Regions from separate parts of the Mus musculus genome. Here region 2 is linked to region 1. The links are chromatin contacts, found by Hi-C in ENCODE. All regions are on one chromosome and are shown on one strand. Each heading gives the region's core, a stretch centred on a gene start or an enhancer-like site at or near the end of the contact. The rest is flanking DNA. Distances are from core to core; before and after follow the strand shown. Region 1 holds the start of Msantd4 (Myb/SANT-like DNA-binding domain containing 4 with coiled-coils). Region 2 holds the start of Dcun1d5 (DCN1, defective in cullin neddylation 1, domain containing 5 (S. cerevisiae)).

Region 1 (6,803 bases), core at 2,993-5,492:
GTGTTTCCATTGTTCTCTGTTGCTATAGTAATGAAGCCTTGGATTCTGACACCATTCCAAATTCTATTAAAATAAAACCCTCCTCATTCCCTAAGAAGAATGAAGAGCTGGGGTTATCAAAGTACATGGTATAGTGGAGTGCTGTTTATCAGAAAAATATAGAATATGACATATATTTTACTATACTTTAATCAAGCTGGAAAAATATGCTTAAACAGATTTTTTTAAACTCACAAGGTAGTGTAAATATTTTTACTATCTAAAATTAGCTTTCCCTTTAAATAAATTTGAAATATGTTTAAGTTATAAATTTAAAATAATTAAAATTGAACATTCACTACTAATGTATAAACAATAGAAAAATTGTTTTGGTTTTGTTCCAGGAAAAAATATGGGAAAAGCAGAGCCACAAAAATTAGTAAAAAAATAAAAATAAAATTACTTGAGGGTTTTTAGGGACCTTTTGAATTTAAAAAGATACTGTATGACTTACTTATCTGCTTTTGAACTCATGATTGAGAACCAGAATATTTTCTCTATCTAGTAAATTATCATCTACATGTGTATATTATACATGTTCTAATAATATACACATTCTAATAACTAGGAAAAATTAAAATGTAAAGTGTGGGAGAGGCAGTAAGAATGAAATATAAGCCGGGTGGTGGTGGCGCCGGCCTTTTATCCCAGAACTCGTGAGGCAGAAGCAGGCAGATTTCTGAGTTTGAGGCCAGCCTGGTCTACAAAGTGAGTTCCAGGACAGCCAGGGCTACACAGAGAAACCCTGTCTCGAAAAACAAAAAACAAAAAAACAAAAAACAAAACAACAAACAAAAGAATGAAATAACATGCAAAAATACAGACATTAAAGAAAAAAGGCTAGTGATGAATTTCCAAGGTGCAGATTATTGGGAATGAGAAAAATTAAGAAAATGAAAAGAGTCTTTTACTGTATGCTTTTTGTCTTTTGAAAAGTTTAGATCAATCAAGTGGTTCAATATAAAAGAGCACACTACTGGAAGTGATAGAACTTGTCTTTCAGAAGAGAGCAGAGTGCAGGGGAGACAACTGTGTGCAGCTGGAGACTTGGAATCACAGGTTGATCACTAATAGACAGGGTGAAAGTCGTCATTAATGATAACACCATGAGAACAGGAATTAAAAGACTATATGTAAAAGTATGATAATAAAATACTCTTCTAGTTTATCTTTTTATAAACTTAGAATTCTATCAAGACCAACTAATTACAGAATTTCCCAATTTGAATTTTGTTAGCTGTATTTAAATTTCAGATTTTAGTAACTTGAACTTGTATGTATAAACAGTAGTTTATTCCATTCAACTTGCTATTACACACACACAAACACACACTCCCAGAGACTAGGTGGCTTCATCAGTCAATATCCATTTAACAAAATGACAGAGGCTAGAAAGTCCAAGGTCAGCCTGCTGGCAGATACTATGCCTTAGGAATTGTGTAGATGGTTGTCTTCTAGCTAGGTCCCTATATGGTAGAAAGGGAAAAGGAAAACATTATATCCTCTTTTATAGGAGCCCTAACCCCACTTAAGAAGATTTCACTCTCAGGACAGAATTTTATCTCCAAAGGCCTCATTTCCAAACACCTAGGATTAAGATTTCACAGTATAAATATGGAAGGGGCCAAATGGTCTACAACAAACAAGGTAATATGCCAAGCAGGAGAAAGACATGTTCAGGTCTTTGAGGAGATAGATCAAAACACACAGTGCTTTTCTCCCCGACTTTTGTGTCTCTGTGTTGTCTTTTTAGAGGGGGAAAATTCAGCATTTAGTTCTATGGTTGAGAAATCAAAGAACCATGTGATCAATCATGTCTCTTTCCCTCAAGAAGTGTTAACAGTTAAGTTGACAAAGGTGAGCTTCCTAGGTAACCGTGAGACCTTGCTAATATCTGTATTTTGTGTGCTGATCACAGTCTCTTTTACTTCTTAAAAACAAAGAACTAGGGTAAAGTACAAATAAGTAACTTAACTTACAGATATAGAATTGCTAAGACTTGCATAGAAATTGGTAAAGAACTGTAGTAAAGGCAATGAATGTCAAAGATAATCCAGAATTTGCTAACCTGCTAAACATTCACTCACTGCAGTGAATTTGGGGGTTGGGACTTTTATTCCTGCTCTACAGAATAGAAGTTTCTAGTGATTATAGTGCTACTGAAATAGGAGGATTGTAAAGTTCCTGGATAGCTTGCTCTACATAAAGGGGATTTTGCTTCAAATATTCCAAAAACCAAAGTGTCTGTATCTCTTACAAAATGGCAAAAATCATTTTTTTTCTCTTTAGGCAAAATTATAATAAAAATCTTAAAACTGTTCATTGATCTTCAAAGATCATAGTTCATAAATACTTCATAGTTTGTGCAATTATTTTTCTAGAAATAAACATTAAAGATTTGTTACAACCAGTACCCCCAGAGCTCCCAGGGACGTCACCGAAAGAGTACACATGGAGGAACCCATGACTCAAGCTGCATATGTAGCAGAGGATGGCCTAGTTGGTCATCAGTGGGAGGAGAGGCCCTTGGCCCTGTGAAGGTTCTATGCCTCAGTGTAGAGGAATGCCAGAGCCAGGAAGTAGGAGTGGGTGGGTTGGTGAGCAGGGGCAGGGGGGAAGGGATAGGAAGTTTTCAGAGGGGAAACCAGGAAAGGGGATAACATTTGAAATTCAAATAAAGAAGATACCTAATTTTAAAAAAGACTATTATATGAAAAAATAAAGACTTGTTATATACACACAACATTTTGTCATGCTTTTACATCTTTTTATAAAATGTCTATTACATGCTAGAAGCTTTGCTACGCAAAAAAAAAAAAAAAAAAAAAGAGCTATAATGGGGAAAATATAGGTTGTGGTTGATCTCACTTGAGCATGATTGTCAGAGTCAACAAATAAAAAATGTGGAATGTCACCCTGAAATTGTTATTCAAATTTAGCTTGCCATCCTTCCCATCTGGCAAACTTATATTGGAGAGATAAATTGAAGTAGCTGCGAAGTAACTGCATAGGAAAGGTTACTTTAGAAAATAATTTCTCGGGCAGTGGTGGCACACGCCTTTAATCCCAGCACTTGGGAAGCAGAGGCAGGCAGATTTCTGAGTTCGAGGCCAGCCTGGTCTGCAGAGCGAGTTCCAGGACAGCCGGAGCTACCTGTCTCAAAAAAACAAAACAAAACAAAACAAAAAGACAAAAACAACAACAACAACAACAAAAAACAAAAACCAAACAAACAAGAAAGAAAGAGAGAAGAGAAGAGAGAAGAGAGAAAAGAAAAGAAAAAAGAATTTCCAAAATGAATTCTGATCCTGGGAAAGCCTTACAGGGTGGAAACACAGCAAGGCAAAGGCAGTCCCTAAGACACTAAAGAGTTCAAAAGAACAGTGGAGAGCTGGGGGAAGCAAAAAGGGAGACCATGTTAAAAAAAGCCTGAGAGAAAAGCAGGATTAGGATTTTAAAAGCCTAAAGAGAATTTCCTAATTTGCATATTAGGAATAATTTCCCCCGAGAAACTGTAGGCGTCTCAATTTGACTCTAATTTGAAGAGTGGGCTGTGAGAGGATGGGTATTAGTAATTTTCAGGGAGAACTGGACATTCCTGAAACGGAGGAAGTGGGAAACCAGGTTCACTGACAATGCCAAAGGAGACATCAGCCCGTAGGGCTCTGAAGGATCAGAGGGAGGAGATGGAGAACACTGGAGAAACCGTCCACAAGCCAAATGTTCCATTTTAGGTTAAGAGTACAAAACGAGTCTTTGATTTGAAAACTGCAAAGGCAACGTCAGAGGTTGAGGTCCACGGAGACCGCAGCTAGGTGAATAGGAGAGGAGGACCCAAGGGTTTCCATTTTTCCTTGGCCTTATCGAAGATCAAGGACAGGAGCGGAGTTTGGAGATTGAAAGGCCAGTCTCCATCGGGCGGAGCAGCGAGGCAAGACTGTCTCTAGGGACCAATCCTTTGCTAGAGGACGCTTGATTGACAGGGTCACGTGGCAAAAAGTGAGCGCTGAACGGGAGGCGAATCACTTCGGGGCGTTGTCCAGGGCACTAACCCGGAACCGGTTTGGGACTCGATTCCCATTGTGAGGCCTGGCCTGAGGCGGGCTCTAAGGCAGAGTGGCAATTCCCCCTGGACAAATGGATTAGCTGCAACCCATGAGCAACAGCCATCTCAGCCAATCGGAGCAGGCAGAAGTTGGTGGGCGGGGACTCCATGAAGCATCTCTTTTCCAGCACCCTCAGGGGCGATCCGACAGAGGTGCCCCGGGGTCGCAGGTGAGTGTTGGGTTGCAGCGGAGCAACGGGGACTGGGGAGCTCGAGGGAGCAGAGGAGACTTGGCAGGGTGGGTCTCTGTGGGGTGTCGCCTCGGTGAGCTTTGGTTTTGACATTGAAGAGCGCAGGATCCCGAGGCTGTGGAGTAAAGTCCCACTCATAATTGTCACCTGACTCGGGAGAAGCTCTGGGCCTCTGCAGAAGTGAGGGAAACCTAGGTAGGGCTATTGCTGACCATTCGGAAAGCAATAATAACCCTCCAAGTTGCCTGGACTCTAGTTGGGCGCTGCACCACCTTGACCCCTCCCCCACCGAAAACTCCAGGCTGTGGGATCCATCGTCCCAGAGGCCTCAACTGCACCTTCCCAACGTTACTTCGTAGCGGGAGACCCTTAAGCAAACTTCAGTTGTGTTTATCACCTCAAGTTTTAAAGGAAGGAAAATAATTACCCTGTAATAATATTGAGGAAAGGGAAGTCACTCTTGAAATAAGATTGGAGTGAGACAGGGGTGGAGGGAAGTTTGTAGATTTGGAATGCTTTTCTTCTTAACTACTTAGTGACTCCCTCTCTCCCCCGCCCCCCCCCAAACCTACCCTCTTTCCCTCCCTTCTTTCTTCCTTCCTTCCTTCCTTTCTTTTTTCCTTTCTTTCTTTCTCTCTCTCTCTCTTTCTTTCTTTCTTTCTTTCTTTCTTTCTTTCTTTCTTTCTTTAATTTAGATGTTATTGCCAGTTTTTTTTTTCCAGATCTTTTAGTTCTATGTTAGACAAAAACCTAGAAAGTCCATTCAGTCGTTACAGAGGAAATACCTAGTTTTATCTTACAGTACATCATTGGTAGTTATGTGAGTGCACTGCACAACATTTCTGTTTCTGAACAGTAAAGAATAATTGTGGAAGCCCTCCACAAGTTGGAGGGTTATTTATTCTTCCTTTCCCAATGGTCAGGAAGTTCAGGAAAACAGCTGCTGTCTGTGGTTCGAACACTGGGACCTGAGATTTAGTGACTGACTGTCAAGTTCCTTACTGTAAGAACAGGATGAAAACAATAAAGAGGGGGACGTGTTGGGCATCAAAAATAGTGTAATTGTACATTTTATGACCGGTTCTATCCCTAGCACCAGGAATGGTGCCCCAAATGTAGGAGCTGAGTAAATACCTTTGATGAACTTATTTGGGAGTCTGTTAGAGAAAATCCAAACCTCTCATACACAGCATCAAGGTACTAGGAATGGTACAAAAAGACAGACATATTCATAATCTGCTAGTTTTTGCTTTTGTAAACGCAGCTAACAGATTTTATCTCTGACTGCACTGATGCTCAAATGTTCTTTAACTCAATACTGTCAAGGCTTCAGGTAAAGTCTTTCTCTGGATTAAGTGAAGACTGACCAGAATAAGGGTCCTCTAGAGTAACAGAACTTTTAGAAAGTATGTATGTATGTGTGTATGTATATATATGTATATATATATACATACATATATATGAATGACTTACCAGCTGCAGTCTAATCCAACAGTGGCTGCTAATCCAACAGTGGCTGGCTATAAATGGAGAGTCCAAGAGTCTAGTTCAATTTATGAGGCTGGATGTCTCAGCTGGTCATTAGCATAATCTGGAATCCCAGAGAATTAGGCTCTAATGATAATGAAGGAATGGACTAGTGAGGTGAGAACAAGCAGGCCAAGAGCATAAGTGTCCTTCTTCTGTGTCTCTACATGGGGTTCACCAGAAGATGCGGCCCAGGTTAGAGGTGGATTTTTCCAGCTCAAATGACCTGGATCAAAGGTGTATCTTTCTACCTTAAAGATCTGGATTAGAAATAGATTTTCCTACATGAAATTAAGCAAAAATCACTCAGAGATGAACCCTCCATTTTTTGTGTAATTCCAAGTTGACAAACAAGGATAGCCATCATCATAGGGTTCTAATATCAAGTCCATTGAGGTTAAAAATGCAGTGAAGTGTATTTTATAAATGATAGTTCATTAGTTCAGCATAGTTCAGTTGAAGACAAAGGGATGCCACTTTGTAAACTCCAAGTATAGACAAAAGAACTGTGGGGATGGGCAGGGAAGGCTATGCAGTTGGTAAGAACTACTGAGGAGTTAAAGACACAAAGATCCTGGTTGGTTAAAACACCTCCTATTTTTTGCCATATAGTGGTGCTGTTAGACCAGTCCAGTGAGTTAACTGATCTTGAATTTTGAGAGCAGCAAAATCTGATGGTGTATGCTGTACAAGATTCTATTGTTAACAGCAGTCATTATTTTATTGAAGACTTTTATCCTTATATATTTCAGTAATATATTTCTCCATGTAGGAGGAAAGTTCCTTGACTTGAAAAAACAAATGATCTCTTACTGTTATAATTTTCTCTTTCGGTACAATTTTTCAGTAAACTATTGGGTTTTACTAATCCAGCATTAAAGAGTGGCTGGTATTAGGCCTTAATCCAGTTTTCTTACTTTAATTCCTGGCATGTTTATCTT
Region 2 (6,803 bases), core at 3,105-5,604, 2.8 Mb after region 1:
ACGACCAGAGTTTAGTCCCTGGAACTCCCAGTGGAAAGGGTGTATTAACCCCTACACATTCTTTTTTTCCATGTCTTTACATACATACACACAACAACAACAACATATAGTGTGTTAAGGCTTTTAGAAAGAAATTTCAAAACATACTAATTCATTTTCCTTCTCTGATGCTGAATACTTTGAGAGGCCTCAACAGCAGTTACTTTTAACTGCAAGCATGATCTAGCTTACTTTTTACTTGAAAACAATGTAAGTTTTAATGCCCCTTTTAAAATGCGTAGTCACTGATGTAAAGTGCCAAAGCTTCATTATACTCTAGCAAATAAAAAGGTTCACAAAGTGGTTATTTTGGGTCTTTATTTCTAAATCCATTTTTATTTATGCATAATTACCATTGAATAACATGCAACCAAAGTAGAGCATTCTGCTTCATAGCCTAGCATCTTTTTTGTGGAGGTTGGGGGGGGGGGGATTATGTGATAAAATAACTGTCTGACATCACACCCTACTGCTATGAAAATTGAACATCAAGATAGTTTCCCTATCAACTTACTCATTCAAGTAGCTAAGAATAAATTTAAAGGAAAAGAGGCTATGTTTCCGTGCTCACTTCTCAGCCATCAGCTTGGCATCTTTCATTACTGAAATGCTTAATCTAGTCAGAAATCTGAGATTTTATAACATTAGGAAATACGTTCACTGAACCTACTGCAATGCAGTTATCATTCCTGTAAGCAATCTGGCTCTGCTCCTCTTGGTTTCATACTGAATGTTCTGAGTCAATGGTTAACTGATGTGCAAGCCCTAACTTTCTAACCAAAGCCTCAAATTCAGAATTTTAGGAGCTATAATCTTTCCAAAAATATGTAATTCTTACCACTCTTTCTTCTTGTACTTCACTGTTTTATAAATTTCATTTTTTCTAATGTTCACAGGAACTTTAAAAATGACATTAGATTTTTTTTAATGGCCATTGAGATAGCTCAGCAGATAAAGGTGCCACCAAAACTGCCAAACTGAGTTCAATTCCTAGAACACACATAGTAGGAAAGTTAGAAAGAACCAACTCCCCCACACTACCTTCTGATCTCCACATATATGCCATGGCAGACAAATAAATAATGTATACGTTTTTAAATGAAATAAAATTTATGTTTTTAGGAAAACTAAAATGATTAAAATTGTCATTCCCAAACCATTTCTCTGATTATTCCTGCATTATATTAGTATAGTTCATTCATAGAATTTGTGAGCCAATATGTGTTTGGTGGTAATAGTGGCAGTGGTTGTAGTAAATAGTCTCCTGTTTTGTTTTGTTGATTTTTAAGACAGTCTAATGGGTAACTTTTCTGGAAGAGATGTGAACAACAATCCATAAACCCAAATAAAGCACTGATTAACAGACTGAAGAACCAACTCCATCTTGGTGAACCAATAGTGGATGACAGGTCACTTGCAGGAACAAAGGTTACTCAATGGCATTGTTGATGGCTTCCATAAGCTGCATCCCTGGAGCTCCTGAACAACTTGCACACAGCCCCTGGAAGTCTTCTGATTACCTGCCTTGTAAGTTTCTCGTTAGCTTTCCTCCTCCCTCCTTGAAAGAAAAAACAAACAAACAAAAAAAAAAACCAAAAAACCCACAGCAACACAACATGGTCTCCCAAAGTATCATTGGCTGGCTTTAAGCTTCAGTCTCCCTTCTTCACTTCCCAAGAACTGGGATGACAGACTCCACAGCTGTTTTAGAAGCCATTGAGAGGAAAGGGTGAGAAATTGTAGACTTGTGAGAAACTACAACTGAACTTGGAAATTTCCATCTGGCACATTGTCAGTTTAAGAAGCAAACAGTTATTATGTAGTTCTTTCCTCTGAATTGAAACACTTCCTCCTCTGAGGAAGAGTGAGAGTTACAAGCCCCAGGAAGCCCAGGAAATTTACCACTCACAAGCCTCTCCCAGGCTACATAGGGAACCCGACGCTGCTGGGGTGAGGTGGCTCTTGCCTACAAGGAAAGCAGCTGTGGAACAGTCCTTTCGGTCACCTATGTTCTATAAGTGACTTCAATAAACCCTTTGGCTCATTAAGCTAGACTTGGGTGGAACTGTGTCTTTGATCTGTCATTGGTGTCCAACCTGGGGTGAATGAAGTCATATACCACCACTCCTGAGTTTTTTCCTTATTGTCCCTTTAAATCTGTTCTATGAACACATTTTTCTCAACACCTTGAGCAAAATTCAGTAAAATATCATATTGCAGCAGTGCTGCTCTCTGCTTGGTTCTATATAATACATTTCTTTACTAGGGACTTCAGGTAGTCTCAGGACTTGAACAGGAATGATATATCAATTCAGGAAAGAACCTTTAACCACTAGCACAGGATTCACTGTTATCATTTCATAGGTATCATTGTGATGATGACACTCAATGTCAGTCTGCCCCACAGAAATCCAGTCACAAGGCCAATACAATGGCTGTGGTCCAGTACACTGCTATAGGATGAGTAGAACAAGGAGCAGGTGTTACCTAGTGTGTATCTCTGTATTGCTCTTCAATATTAGTTCCTGAGTGCTGTCTTGAAATGTCAAAAACAAAGTCCTGATTTGACAACTAATTCTCTGGGTTTATGGTTATGGAAATAACTCATAAAATTTTGACTTACAGTGTTTGAAAAAACAACAGTAACTTTTGGAAAGGAAAACAAATGGATTCAGTACAACAATCACATGGGCAACCCATAAATTCTTTTGTGCCTCCAGTGCTTGCTTATTTTTGACAAGTGTAGAAAAGTCCTATTTTTAAAGCTGTAAGGAAAAATATAAACTATACTGAATATGAATATATATATATATATATATATATATATATATATATACTTAGCACATCTCTGGGACTATTTTTGGCTACATTAATTCAGATATAACTATTTTAAAAGTTCTGTTTTCCATTTCTTCATTCTACAATCCTTAAACCTAAGAAATATGCAAATCATCAAACTGTCAAATGAATAGACCTGTTTCAGCCTTGTGTGCTTAATCTGTTTATGTTGTGCCACTCTACTAACAGACGGCTAAAATGCATTTTTAAGATTTTTCTTCATAAAGTTGATGAGTACCTTAGGATCTAAACCAGAATACCCTTTTGTTTTAATACTACTTCCTTTCCTTTCCTTCTTGTGACTTAGTCAAAGAAAATTAGACCACATAACAAAGAACTCAGCACCCTCATAGCTTCTCATTATTTACTATATAGAAAATCAAGAACTATCACGAGCAGCAGAAAAAATTAAATCACATAACTAGGTGCTTTTCTGTACACAGACATAATGTCCCTTCCCAAGTCTCACAACCTGAGTTCCACCTCAAGAGTGACAAGATTGATGGAGAAAATGAACTTTCAAGTTGTCATCCCAGCACTGGCACACAAGTGCCCCCACAATAAATACATATATAAAACAAACAAACAAAAAAAAAACCCTTCATCTTTCAGTTGTCTACTTCCTGTAGGGAGTTCTGTTTTAGAGCTTACATTTTATAATTTTCATGTAAAAACAATGTTTCGTGCATTGTTTATAATAGAGTCGAATGGGTTATAGGTTTGAACATTATGTTCACTGTTAAAAAAACATTAACTATATGCACCAAACATTGAAGTGTCCTCTCTCAGGAAACTTGTGAATTCCAGGGCATATTATGTATCCAGGACTCATTACAACAACCGGTTTTTTTCTTTCTCCTTGACTAGATTAGGGTCCCACGATGCAGTCACAGAACCACAGGGATAGAATTTAAAGAAACAGTCTTCTGTCACAGTTGGGTTACAAACATGGACTTCATTCACTAAGAATCTTCTATGAGATAATTTTACCTAGCAAACCTTTCTTATAAGCAGTATTTCCATTAGAAGTGACGTGATTACTGTTTCTTGAGAGCAGCCCATTAGAACAGTTCCCCAAATCCTCTGTAATAAGTCAGTCCGTTTCCCAGTCTCTTATCCAAGAGGAGAGTTCCTCAGAAGTAAAACATGGAGGCGTTGCCTCAGCACAGGAGGAAGCCATAAACTGACCCTGAGCATGAGGGAGAAAAGGACAAGGAGCGCGAGAAGTTGATCTCAGGCCCACCAAGAACACCCGAAAAAACTGGAGCGGTTGCACGTCAGGAGTGGGCACACTCACGCATGGCTCCTCACCAGATTACTTCGCTCGCCAGCTGTGGAGCGTTTATGATTTCTAGAAAGGACTTCCCGCTGGAAACCCGCCAGAAAATCTCCGGAGATTCAGGCTCCACCTGCAGAGACAAAAAATCCCAAAGTAGAGAGACCGCTCCAGGCCCTGCGAGCTTCCTTTCTACGTCACTTCCGGTCCAGAGCCATCCGCTTCCGGGTCAGGCTAAGCCGCCTGCTCTTCGCTGCTACTGTAGGTGCCGCGCTGTCGGCGTTCGCTGCTCCTGGAAAAGCCCGAGCCGCGACACCGCCGGCCTTAGCGCTGCGCTGCCCGGAACCGCCCCTAAAGAGGAGACCCGGGGCGGGGTCGCGCCTCGGGCCTCCGCTGCGGTCCCCGGCAGGCGGGAGCCGGCGCTGCGGGGCCTGCGGCGGAGCGCGATACCCCTCCCCGGCCGCCCTGTCTACCTTGCCGGGGAAGGCGGAAGATGCCAGTGAAGAAGAAGAGAAAAGCTCCCGGAGTGGCAGCGGCGGTCGCGGAAGACGCGGGCCTCAAAAAGTGTAAAATCCCCAGGTACTGCCTGTCCCCACCCCGCTGGCTCTCTCCTTCCCCCGGGGCCGGACAGGCCGCTAGCCGGGAGGAGAGGGGCGAGCCCTCTCAGGCGAGGCGGTCGGTGAGGCGCCCAGTCTCCGCTCCGCGCGGGACCGAACCGCGTGTTCGCCTGTACGTGCTCTCTGTCGTACTTGGACAAGCTCTGAGATTCGTCCCACTTTGTTGTCTGCGTGCCCAGAGGGTAGGAAACAGACGACCGTACGTATGCATTCTCCATCAAATTTCCCAACCGAGAAGTGAGCGCGGATCTGCCAAGATTCACGGCGTCCTTGTGTCACACTAAATCGAGCAGAATTGGCTTGGTCCCCACATTGTTAAATGTCAGAGTGTGAAAAAAGGAGCAGAGCTTGAAGAGTTTTGACAGCTGCCTTGGGAATGATGGAAAGAAAGCCTTTGCTATAATTGGTCTCCCGAGTTAGCATTTAAAGTGGCCTAACCTGGACGATCCCAGCAGGAGGCCTTTTAAATCGCTGGAGCCTAGGCTTCTGGACGCACCAATGCCTCCACTTCACCTGTACCAGTTCCGTACACTTAATTGGAAAAGGCCCTTGTGGTTTTTGTTTTCTGGCATTAAGACGCTGGTAGCTCTCAACCTCCTTTTAGGCGTTAGCAAGCTATTGTGCTCCATGTTCTCTTAGGGGAAAAGAAAACAAAGCAGAACTGTAAGTTAGAGCCCTTTACTCGCTTTGTGGCATATACTCAATCATCACAGATTCATTCCTCAGAAAGTCATTGCGATTTAGCTTTGAGAAGTGGGCTTCTTCCCATACACTTTGAGTTGTTTTTGTATTAATGGTCGACACTTAAAGTGACAAATACTACCATTACAACAAGACAGCCTGGAACAACAATATCAACTAATCAGTACCCCCAGAACCTATGTCTCTAACTGCATAGGTAGCAGAAGATGGCGTAGTTGGCCATCACTGGAAAGAGAGGCCCTTTGGTCTAACAAACTTTATATGCCTTAGTACAGGTAAAGCCAGGGCCAAGAAGTGGGAGTGTGTGGGTTGGGGAGCAGGCCTGGGGGGGGGGGGGTATAGGGGACTTTTGGGATAGCATTTGAAATGTAAATGAAGAAAATATCTAATTAAAAAAAAAAGACAGGCTGCACTAGACAAAGGAGATTTCCCTTTAAGGAGAGATGCAGTGAAGAATGGACTGCTTAAACTATGAAGGTGACTTGCTTCATCCTAATCTTTTTTGTAATTGATTGCTTTGTTCTTCTCCCCTTGTTGTGTTTTAGCAAAAGAGTCTAGGTAATATTTTTTGGGTGATGTATAAAATAGAGTTTTCATTATGCCCTTTGGCATACATTTTTCTTAACTGTATTAGCTCTTGGAGAATCATATCTAAGATATTTAAATTAAGTCAGTTAAAACAGCTGGCTGAGCAGTATCATTTGACTTCAGGTGATTCAGCCTAAATTATAACAGGGATTTTAATCCACATCAGTAGCAGAATGGAAGTAAGGCTTCAGGCCTTCCATAAGGTATGTAACTTAGTGGTAGAGAGCAAGCCCAGCATGAGCAGTCTAGGGAGAGCTGTCTAGCCTAGTCTTGGGTTGAGACTTAGAATGTACTTCTTTATTATCTTGAAATCTAAGGAAATAATTTTAGTTTCTAGTTATGGAATCCTGTAGCAAGCAAAGAAGCATTTAGATTTCATTGGTTAGAAATTCTTACACATAGAGTACAGGTCCTTATTGCTAATACATAGCTCCTTTCCTCATAATGCTAACTTAAAAACCATTTGTCTCATTTACATGGAAGCAATTCTTGTTGAAGCTACTTTATCACTAAGCGTTGAGTCGTAGTAAGTCTTAGGCATTTGTGTGTTTTCTAAGCTATTGCAGATCCCAGCCTCCTGCTAGACTCATCAGTGGAGAGGAAGATTTTTCAAGAAAGAAGTGCCTGGCTTGGTTTTATGAGTATGCAGGTAATGAAATTCATGGAGCAAGATACCAGTCATGCCCATTTAAAAGCTGTGTTTTATTATTGCTGACCTGTTATGTGTACTGGGATTAGTGTCA

Evidence for each region. Hi-C counts contacts between places; a loop is a spot of excess contacts on that map.
Region 2: a map of T-helper 1 cell shows a loop between it and region 1 (7-fold over the local background). The contact joins the promoter of Dcun1d5 here to the promoter of Msantd4 in region 1. A Hi-C loop is called at or near these places in 2 of 37 maps with a recorded cell type or tissue (T-helper 1 cell and heart).

The regions. Positions count from the first base shown.
Region 1 is chr9:4,372,310-4,379,112 of GRCm38, forward strand. It overlaps Msantd4 (Myb/SANT-like DNA-binding domain containing 4 with coiled-coils), which reads left to right and starts at 4,243. Exons shown (of 3, transcript NM_145609.2): 1 at 4,243-4,314.
Region 2 is chr9:7,180,151-7,186,953 of GRCm38, forward strand. It overlaps Dcun1d5 (DCN1, defective in cullin neddylation 1, domain containing 5 (S. cerevisiae)), which reads left to right and starts at 4,355. Exons shown (of 8, transcript NM_029775.3): 1 at 4,355-4,732; 2 at 6,618-6,709. The coding sequence starts at 4,647.